Regions from separate parts of the Homo sapiens genome. Here region 2 is linked to region 1. A link is an interaction called in ENCODE POLR2A ChIA-PET data of the cell type or tissue named here. Cell type or tissue: GM12878. All regions are shown on one strand. Links, peaks and the distances in the headings refer to the core of each region. The heading gives the core; the rest is flanking DNA. Region 1 overlaps GNG7 (G protein subunit gamma 7). Region 2 has its middle 6.0 kb from the start of GADD45B.

What was found. Peaks named below come from ENCODE experiments on the same cell type or tissue, not always from the same donor. Only the 100,000 strongest peaks of a DNase experiment are listed, where the experiment ranks them.
Region 2: POLR2A ChIA-PET joins it to region 1 with 5 read pairs; 34 of 35 experiments call an interaction of 5 or more read pairs at or near these places.

The regions. Positions count from the first base shown.
Region 1 is chr19:2,559,573-2,564,939 of GRCh38, reverse strand. All of the region lies in intron 2 of GNG7 (G protein subunit gamma 7), which reads left to right. Among named protein-coding and RNA genes, the nearest start is that of MIR7850, 68 kb to the left of the region's middle. RefSeq lists enhancers at 2,216-2,305, 4,724-5,224. In GM12878, for the core only: no CTCF peak of the experiment used is centred there; DNase peaks (open chromatin) are centred at 2,195, 2,285 and 2,849; H3K4me3 peaks cover 1,607 bases; H3K27ac peaks cover 2,577 bases.
Region 2 is chr19:2,467,448-2,472,814 of GRCh38, reverse strand. No RefSeq gene overlaps it. Among named protein-coding and RNA genes, the nearest start is that of GADD45B, 6.0 kb to the left of the region's middle. RefSeq lists an enhancer at 3,165-3,264. In GM12878, for the core only: no CTCF peak of the experiment used is centred there; a DNase peak (open chromatin) is centred at 3,199.

The sequences.
Region 1 (5,367 bases), core at 286-5,285:
GGATTGCAGGCATGAGCCACCGCATCTGGCCTGATTCTTTTTTTTTTTTTTAAATGACCAATGTATTCATTTCCTAGAGTGCCATGCAAATTATTACAGATTGCGGGGCTTTAAATAACAGACATTTTGTGACAGTCTCCTCTCCTACTTTTGGAGGCCAGAAGTCTGAGATCAAGGTGTCTGCAGGGCTAGGCTCCCTCCAGAGACTCCAGGGGCAGGGTCCTTCCGGCCTCTCCCAGCTTCTGGGGGCTCTAGGAGTCTGGCTTGTGGCCGTGTCACCCCAGTCTCTGCCTCCATCTCCACACAGCCATGTCCTCTCCTCTGCATCTCTAAATCTCTCCTTCTTGGTGTTTGTTTGTCTGTTTTGAGACAGAGTCTTGCTCTGTCACCCAGGCTGGAGTGCGGTGGCACCATCTTGGCTCATTGCAACCTCCGCCTCTTGGGTTCAAGCAATTCTCGTGCCTCCGCCTCCCGAGTGGTACAGGTGCACGCCACCATGCCTGGCTAATTTTTGTATTTTTGGTAGAGATGGGGTTTCACCACGTTGGCCAGGCTGGTCTCGAACTCCTGGCCTCAAGCGATCCTCCCGCCTCGGCCTCCCAAAGTTCTGGGTTTACAGGTGTGAGCCACCAATCTCAGCCTGTGTCTCTCCTTCTTAAAAGGACACCAGTCATTGGATTTAGGGCCCACCCTACAAACAGGATGATGATTTCATCCCAAGATCCGTATCATCTTCCATCTGCAGAGACCCCATCTCTGAGAAGGTTACGTGCCAAGCTTCCAGGAGGACGTGAGCTTTTGCGGGACACTATTCAACCCACTGCATTCAATACACATTCTTTTTCTTGAGTTGAAAATTAGCTACACTCCTGTTTAGGAGCCTGCCCTTACACACACGAACACCATTCTCATTGGCTAACCATCCTTTGATTTTTCCCTGCTGTTTCTCCCACCCCACCCAACACCCCCAAATACCACCTTCACCGTCTCCTCCATTCCTTGATTTGCAATGCTGCTGTGTTGTTTATGTATGAGCTTCAAATCCTCTCTGGACCAAGGAAGTTTGGGTGCGAAGGTTTAAATAACTCAACAGTTCACAATTAGGCTAAAAATTCACACATAAAATGAGCCCACTGAAGTGTTCAAAGGTGTGACCTGGGCCGGGCGCGGTGGCTCATGCCTATTATCCCAGCACTTTGGGAGGCCGAGGTGGGCAGATCACTTGAGGTCAGGAGTTCAAGACCAGCCTGGGCAACATGGCGAAACCCCATCTCTACTAAAAATTCCAAAATTAGCCAGGCGTGGTGGTGCACACCCGTAGTTCCAACTACTATAGGGAGGCTGAGGCAGGAGAATCACTTGAACCCGGGAGTCAGAGGTTGCAGTGAGCCAAGATCGTGCCACTGCACTCCAGCCTGGGCGACAGAAATGAAACCTATCTCAAAACAAAAACAAAAAAAAGTGTGACCTCAATAATGCTTGGGAGTGGTTCTCTTAGGATCCTGAGTAGAATGTGGGGACATTTCTGGTAGTCACGACTACGGGGTGCTCCCAGCATGGAGTGGGTGGAGGCCAGGGACGCTGCTCAGCAGCCTACAGTGCCGAGGACGGCCCCACCCCAGAGAATGATCCAGGCCCAATGTCCAGAGTACAGAACGGGAGAGACCTGTGTTCATTATTTGAAAAATACTGGGCCGGACGCAGTGGCTCACACCTGTAATCCCAGCACTTTGGGAGGCTGAGGCAGGTGGATCGCGAGGTCAGGAGATCGAGACCATCCTGGCTAACACGGTGAAACCCCGTCTTTACTAAAAGTACAAAAAAAAAATTAGCTGGGCGTGGTGGTGGGCGCCTGTAGTCCCAGCTACTTGGGAGGCTGAGGCAGGAGAATGGCGTGAACCCGGGAGGAGGAGCTTGCAGTGAGCCGAGATCACGCCACTGCACTCCAGCCTGGGCGACAGAGCGAGACTCTGTCTCAAAAAACAAAAAAAAAGAAAAAGAAAAAGATTGAATCTGTCCCTTGCTCACACTGGACACCAGAATAAACTCCCGATGGGGCCGATGGTGTAAACCAGAGGGACTGCAGCTCCTGGGACTCACATCCTCTCTCCCTCCCCACTCAGAGTGTGGATTTCAATGTGTGCAGCCTTCTGGGAACTCAGCAGGGCAGAGGATTATGGACGCAGAGTCTCTTGGGGGTCTGTGGAATCCCCTAAGATTCCAGTGTACGCTGGGAGCGATCCTGTCCCCCCTGACCAGGGTACACTCAGTAAATGTCTGGGGGCACCTGCTGCTGGCATGGAGTGTGTGGAGGTCAGGGACACTGCTCAGCACCCTGCAGTGCCCAGGATGGCCCCACCCCAGAGAAGGATCTGGCCCCAGTGTCCACAGTGCCCGGGGGGAAAAACCCTGTTGTAGGTATTGAAAGTGAGTGTAGCTTTCAGCTGAACAGAAATCATGAGTATTAATCATTTAAAAGAAAAGGAAAAGGAGCGGGGCGCGGTGGCTCACGCCTGTAATCCCGGCACTTTGGGAGGCTGAGGCAGGAGAATCACTTGAACCTGGGAGGCGGAGGTTGCAGTGAGCCGAGATCGCGCCACTGCACTCCAGCCTGGGCGACAGAGCCAGACTCTGTCTCAAAAAAAAAAAGAAAGAAAAAGAAAGAAAAGAAAAAGGAACCCGCTGTAGATGTGTGTTCCTGGGGCTGAGCAGGTGGGGACCCCGGCAGCTCCGGGGCTGCGGTGACTCACGGCTCTGGCTCTGTGTGAACCTGCAGATCCCAAGGGTGTTACTGCAAACCCCTGAGTGGGTGGAGGGCGTGAATGCCTGCCCCGGACCCTGGTTTCTTTCTGAGAAGCAGAACGCAGAGAGACTTCTCAGAGAAATGTCGGAGGAAGGGGATTACCCGCTGGTCTCCCAGAAGAGCCTGCGAAGCTCAGAAACAGGGTTTCCTGTTTCTCGGGTCGCCCCGGGGCAGCTGCCTCTGCTGGGCACTTTGCTCTCAGGTGCTTTTCAGAGTGCAAAGAAGAGAAAGAAGCCAGTGTCATTTCTTTTTTTTTAGACAGAGTTTTGCTCTTGTCACCCAGGCTGGAGTGCAATGGTGCAATCTCGGCTCACTGCAACCTCTGCCTCCCAGGTTCAAGCGATTCTCCTGCCTCAGCCTCCCGAGTAGCTGGGATCACAGGCGCCTGCCGCTATGCCCAGCTAATTTTTTTTTTTTTTTTTAGTAGAGACGGAGTTTCACCATGTTGGGCAGACTGGTCTTGAACTCCTACTTCAGGTGATCCACCCGCCTCGGCCTCCCAAAGTGCTGGGATTACAGGAATGAGCCACTGCGCCCGGCCAACCAGTGTCATTTCTATCTTTCTGAGAGAGGCTCTTGTGGGGATTGTGTGTCCAAGAGTGCTAAGAGCTGGGAGGGTCAAAGACCCAGGCCAGGGTGCAGAGAGGAAGGGACAAGGGGAGGACAGGGCCCCTCCTGGGCACAGAAGGGCAGTGGTGCTGACACCAAAACTGTGACAGGACCTAACCAGGGTCTCCCCAGGGCACCGTGGATATTGGGGCCTGGGTCATTCTCTGGGGTTGGGCCAACCTGGGCACTGCAGGGTGCTGAACAGCGTCCCTGGCCTCCACCCACTCCATTCCAGGAGCACCCCCAGTCGTGACAGCCACAGATGTCCCCAGACATGGCCCAGCATCCCCTGGGAGCAGAATCATCCTGGTTGAGCCCCCCTGGGTTATGGGATTCCACGGACCCCCAAGAGACTCTGCGTCCCATGATCCTCTGCCCTGCTGAGGTCCCAGGAGGCTGCACACATTGCAATCCACACCTTGAATGGGGGAGGGAGAGAGGAGGTGAGTCCCAGGAGCTGGGATCCCTCTGGTTTACACACCGTCTGCCCCATCGGGAGCTTATTCTGATGCCTACTGTGAGCAGAAATTGCATTCAACTGTTTTCCCAAATAATTTTTTTTTTTTTTTTTTTGAAACAGTCTCCTTCTGTCGCCCAGGCTGGAGTGCAATGGTACGATCTCGGCTCACTGCAACATCCGCCTCCCAGGTTCAGGCAGTTCTCCTGCCTCAGCCTCCTGAGTACCTGGGATTACAGGCACCCACCACCACGCCTGGCTAATTTTTGTATTTTTAGTAGAGACGGGGTCTACCCATGTTGGTCAGGCTGGTCTCGAACTCCTGACATCAAGTGATCCACCCACCTCGGCCTCCCAAAGTGCTGGGATGACAGGCGTGAGCCACCGCGCCCAGCTTTTTTCCAAATAATGAATTCAGGGTCCCCCCAGGCCCTGTGGACATCGGGGCTGGATCCTTCTCTGGAGCAGGGCCGTCCTGGGCACCGCAGCGTCCGCCTACCCCATGCCAGGAGCACCCCCAAGTCTGGATAACCACAATGTCCCCAGCCACCGCCCAGGGTCCCCTGGGAGCAGGGCCACTCCCAGGTGAGAATCACTGCCTCAAGGGAAGGGCTGGGTGGGACACAGAAATAAGATGTGGAGGTAAGGGGTCCTGCTTGGGCCCCCTAAAGCAGGTCGGACCTCCTCTCCTGAGAATCGACCCTGGGGGCCGGTGGGAGACAGACCTGGGGGATGGGGTGATGTGGGGTCTGAGGCGGTCCCTTCCTTCCTGCCACGGCCAGGCCCTCAGCACACTAGGGGCGCGAGGGACAGGCTGGGTTTGTACTGTAGTCCCCTTTGTCATTCACGGAGTCCGTATTTGCGAATTCGCCGGCTTGGTGTGTATTTGTGAACCCCAAATCAATGCCTGGGGTACTTTCCCTCTTATCCTTGGACACGCAGAGAGAGACAAGAAATTAGAGTCATGGACGTGCGTTCCCTGAGCCCAGGCCACGCTCCGCCTCCCCGTTTCCCCTCCTAGGTGGACCACGCCCTCATTACTGTCTAGCGAGAGCCTCGGGGTTTGCGTTTTTGTGCTCTTTTTGGTGATTTTGCTGTTTGCAGTGGCCCCAGGCATCGTGCTGAGGCCCCTTCTCGTGTCCCTCAGGGCCTCGTGGAGGAACTGGTAGGTGAGAAAAGCTTTGCTCAGGCAGGACTGAGAGAGCAGCTGCCCTATTCAACACTCACATCATCGATAGGCATTCAAGAAGACACCTTTGAGCCAGGCACGGTGGCTCACGCCTGTAATCCCAGCACTTTGGGAGGCTGAGGCAGGCGGATCACGAGGTCAAGAGATCGAGACCAGTCTGACCAACATGGAGAAACCCTGTCTCTACTAAAAATGCAAAATTAGCTGGGCATGGCGGTGCATGCCTGTAATCCCAGCTACTCGGGAGGCTGAGGCAGGAGAATCGCTTGAACCCAGGAGGCGGAGGTTGCAGTGAGCCGACATCCACCA
Region 2 (5,367 bases), core at 187-5,186, 92 kb after region 1:
GCGTGGTGGCTCATGCCTGTAATCCCAGCATGTTGGGAGGCCGAGGCGGGTGGATCACCCGAGGTCAGGAGTTCAAGACCAGCCTGGCCAGCATGGTGAAACTCCATCTCTACTAAAAATATAAAAATTAGCCAGGCATGGTGGCGCATGCCTGTAGTCCCAGCTACTCAGGAGGCTGAGGCAGGAGAATCGCTTGAACTCGGGAGGTGGAGGTTGCAATGAGCCGAGATCGTGCCACTGCACTCCAGCCTGGACAACAAGAGTGAGACTCTTTCTCAAAAAAAAAAAAAAAAAGAAAATGAGCTCCAGCCTCAGTTTCTTTCTCTGTAAGATGGGAACAGTCACACAAAGGCTTCATCACAGGCATTGAAGGAGGAAATTCCCAGAATCAGGTAAGCACTCAGGAAATGTGTGCTATTATCTTTGGGCTGGGCGCCAGAACTCACCTCTGTAATCCCAGCACTTTTGGAGGCCGAGGCAGGAGGATTGCTTGAGCCCAGGAGTTTGAGACCAGCCTGGGCAACATAGGGAGACCCCATCTCTACAAAAATTTTAAAAATTAGCCGACCGTGGTGGTGCGCACCTGTAGTCCCAGCTACGTGAGAGGCTGAGGTGGGAGGATCACTTGAGCCTGGGAGTTTGAGGCTGCAGTGAGCTATGATTGTGTCGCTGCACTCCAGCCTGGGCAACAGAGGGAGACCCTGTGTCTAAAAATAAAATAAAATAAAAAATGAGATCAATAACAGTGTCGCCGAGGCCATCTTGGAGCCTGAGGTGAGAGGAATAATCAGTATGAGTAATCCTGTCATAATCTTTTTTTTTTTTTTTTTTTTTAGACAGAATCTCGCTCTGTCACCCAGACTGGAGTGCAGTGGCGCAATCTCAGCTCACTGCAACCTCCACCTCCTGGGTTCAAGTGACTCTCCTGCCTCAGCTTCTCAAGTAGCTAGGACTACAGGCGCCCTCCACCACACCTAGCTAATTTTTTGTATTTTTAGTAGAGACAGGGTTTTGCCATGTTGGCCAGGCTGATCTCGAACTCCTGACCTCAAATGATCTGCCTGCCTCGGCCTCCCAAAGTGTTGGAATTACAGGCGTGAGTCACCGTATTTGGCTTTAAACAAAATAAATTTTTAAAATTTTATCCAGCATAGAGGTTTTTGCATTCATTCAGAGTTAAAAAAAAAATGTGGCCGGGTGTGGTGGCTCACGCCTGTAATCCCAGCACTTTGGGAGGCTGAGGTGGGCAGATCACGAGGTCAGGAGATCGAGACCATCCCAGCTAACACAGTGAAACCCTGTCTCTACTAAAAATACAAAAAATTAGCCGGGCGTGGTGGCGGGCGCCTGTAGTGCCAGCTACTCAGGAGGCTGAGGCAGGAGAATGGTGTGAACCCAGGAGGTGGAGCTTGCAGTGAACCGAGATCGCGCTACTGCACTCCAGCCTGGGTGACAGAGCAAGACTCCATCTCAAAAAAATAAGTAAATAAAAATAAAAAATAAAAAAACGTACTGCAGGCTGGGCACGGTGTTGCGGGGGGGCTTTGAAGTGATTAGGGTCAGATGAGCTCATGAGAGTGGAGTCTTCTAATGAGATTAGTTCCTTTCTCTTTTTCTTTTTTGAGACAAGGTCTCCCTGTATTGCCCAGGCTGGAGTGCAGTGGTGTGATCATGACTTCGTGCAGCCTCTGTCTCTAAGGGTAGACTCATGCCTGTAATCTCAGCCCCTTGGGGGCCAAGTGGGGAGGATCGCTTGAGCTCAGGAGTTCGAGACCAGCCTGGGCAACCTGGCAAGACTCCCATCTCTACAAATAATTTTTTTTTTGAGACGGAGTCTCGCTCTGTCACCCAGGCTCTGTCACCCAGGAGTGCAGTGGTGTGATCTCGGCTACTGCAAGCTCCGCCTCCCAGGTTCACGCCATTCTCCTGCCTCAGCCTCCAGAGTAGCTGGGACTACAGGCGCCCGCCACCTCGCCCGGCTAATTGTTTGTATTTTTAGTAGAGATGGGGTTTCACCGTGTTAGCCAGGATGGTCTCGATCTCCTGACCTCGTGATCCGCCCACCTCGGCCTCCCAAAATGCTGGGATTACAGGTGTTACCCACCACGCCTGGCCTTTTTTTTTTTTTTTTTTTTTGAGACGAAGTCTCTCTCTGTCTCCCAGGCTGGAGTGCAGTGGCACAATCTCAGCTCACTGCAACCTCTGCCTCCCGAGTTCAAGTGATTCTTCTGCCTCAGCCTCCCAAGTAGCTGGGATTACACTGCGCCCGGCTAATTTTTAGTAGAGATGGGGTTTCACATCTTGGCCAGGTTGGTTTCGTACTCCTGACCTCATGATCCACCCGCCTCGAGTTCCCAAAGTGCTGGGATTACAGGTGTGAGCTACCGCACGCAGCCACAAATAATTTTTTAAAAATTAGCCAGGTCTGATGGGCACACCTGTAGTCCCAACTACTCGGGAGGCTAAAGCAGGAGGATCACTTGAGCCCAGGAGTTTGAGGCTGCAGTGAGCTATGATCGCACCACTGCACTCCAGCCTGGGCGACAAAACAAGGCCCTGCCTCAAAAAGAAAAAAAAAAGTGGGGGCGGGCTGGGTGCAGTGGCTCATGCCTGTGATCCCAGCACTTTGGAAGGCCAAGGAGGGCAGATCACTTGAGGTCAGGAGTTCGAGACTAGCCCGGACAACATGGCGAAACCCCGTCTCTACTAAAAATACAAAAAGTTGGCCAGGCGTGGTGGCAGATGCCTGTAATCCCAGCTACTCAGGAGGCCGAGTCAGGAGACTCACTTGAGCCTGGGAGGTAGACATTGCAGTGAGCCGAGATCATGCCACTGCACCCCACCTGGACAACAGAGCAGGACTCTGTCTCAAAAAAAAAAAACGGTAAAAAGTCAGGTTCAAGGGGCTCTGGGGGCAGAGGTCCCAGGCAGCAGGCACAGTGTTTGAAAAGGCCCTGACGCAGGACCTCACCTGTTGCATTTGAGGAATCCCAAGGAGGCCCTGGGGGTGGAACAGAGTAAGCAAGAGGGAGAGCCGGGAAGATGAGCTCACAGAGACGGGCTTTGGGGGCTGCGGGGAGGGGTCTGCGTGTCACTCCGGATGTAGCCAGGAAGTGATTGGCAGCGGCTGGGCTCTGACATCATGTTTTTCTGCAAAGATGAACAAAACGAGCAAGACATGACTCCTGTCCCCAAGGAGAGGTTTCGGGATGGAGCTGAGTCATCATTTGAACTTGCAGACATTTGTAAGACAGGCCTGGGGTGGGAGGAGGTGGGATCACCACGCCAGGTGGCAGCGGAGGCTACGGCGAAGGCTGAGGCACATTTGGGAAATTCTGAGGACAGTGGCAGGGGAGGGGCAGGGAAACTGTGCACAGCAAGAGGCTGGCAGGTCTGGGACTATGCCTCGCAGAGAGAGGGAGAAGGAGAGGCTCTGTCTGAGGTCACGTTTGCCTGGTTCAAATCCCACCTGCAGCCGTCATCAGCTGTGTGTCCTTGGGTTGGTGGCTTAGCCTCCCTGAAACTCCCTCTTTTCATGGGAAAAGTCAGGTTGTGGAAATGTTTACCCAAAACAAGGACCTAGAATGGGCTTGGCATAGAAAGTGCTCCGTACACCTCCCCTACTGTAGTGACCTCGAAAGCCACTCGAATGCCGGACGCGGTGACTCACACCTGTAATCCCAACACTTTGGGAGGCCAAGGCGAATGGATCACTTGAGGTCAGGAGTTCGAGACCAGCCTGGCCCACATGGTGAAACCCCCTCTCTCCTAAAAATGCAAAAATTAGCTGGGTGTGGCGGAAGGCGCCTGTAATCCCAGCTACTCCGAGAGGCTGAGGCACGAGAATCGCTTGAACCCGGGAGACGGAGCTTGCAGTGAGCTGAGATCGCACCACTGCACTCCAGCCTGGGAGACAGAGTGAGACTCTGACTCTGTCTCAAAAAAAAAAAAAAAACAGAACGGTATATCCATCAGGCAGGACATTCCTGGGGCCTAAGAGTCACCTCCCAGTGGCTGAAACAAAAGCCAGATCTCTCTCTGGTCGAGGCAAAATTTCTTGCTACACAATGGACAGGAATCATTCGCCTTGCACTGAGTATTTTACAACTTACACACTTGCTCACAGACATCGGAACAGCTGGAACCCCCGGCAGCAGGCATTGCAGACAATGCTAGCATGGTGGGCAGCTTCGGGCCTGGCTCCAGTGATCCCCCAGGGTGGTTAATTTTTTTTTTTTTTTTTTTCTTAGAGATGGGCTTCGCTCTATTGCCCAGGCTTGAATGCAGTGACATCGCAGCTCACTGCAGCCTTGAACTCCTGACTTAAGGAATCTTCCCATCTCAGCCTCCCAAATAGCTGGGATTGCAGGCATGGGCCACCACACCCCGCTATGCAGGGGTTCTTCCTGCCCACTGCATAAAGAAAGACCACGTGACTGGGTGCAGGGGCTCACGCCTGTAATCCCAGCACTTTGGGAGGCCAAAGTGGGAGGATTCCTTGAGTCCAGGAGTTTGAGACCAGCCTGGGCAACATAGGGAGACCCCCAGTCTAACAAAGTATTTTACTTAAAAAAAAAAAAAAAATAGAGGCTGGGCGCGGTGGTTCACACCTGTAATCCCAGCACTTTGGGAGGCCGAGGTGGGCAGATCACCTGAGGTCGGGAGTTCGAGACCAGCCTGGCCAACATGGAGAAACCCCGTCTCTACTAAAAATACAAAATTAGCCGAGCATAGTGGTGGCGGGCGCCTGTAATCCCAGCTATTCGGGAGGCTGAGGCAGGAGAATCGCTTGAACCCGGGAGGCGGAGATTGCAGTGAGCTGAGATTGAGCCACTGCACTCCAGCCTGGGCAACAGGGTGAGACTGTCTCAAAAAAAAAAAAAAGAAAAGAAAGGAAACAACGAAAGAGAAAGAGACCACAGCATTGTAGTAGAGAAAGAGTTTAATAGACATGAGGCTGGCCACGCCACGTGGGAGATGGAATTCATAAATCAACTTGTTCAAACCTCATAGGTTAGAGGTTTTTCTTTATTGCGACGAGTCTCGCTCTGTCACCAAGGCTGGGGTGCAGTGGCGCCACCTCAGCTCACTGCAACCTCTGCCTCCTGGGTTCAAGCAATTCGCAACCTCTGCCTCCTGGGTTCAGGAGGTTCTCCCGCCTCAGCCTTCTGAATAGCTGGGATTACAGGTGCACGCCACCACATCCAGCTAATTTTTTTTTTTTTTTTTTTGGTGGAGATGGAGTTTCACCATGTTGGCCAAGCTGGTCTCGAACTCCTAACCTCAGGTGATCCGTTCACCTCAGCCTCCCAAAGTGCTGAGATTCCAGGCGTGAGCCTCCACGCCCAGCCTAGGTTAGGGGTTTTT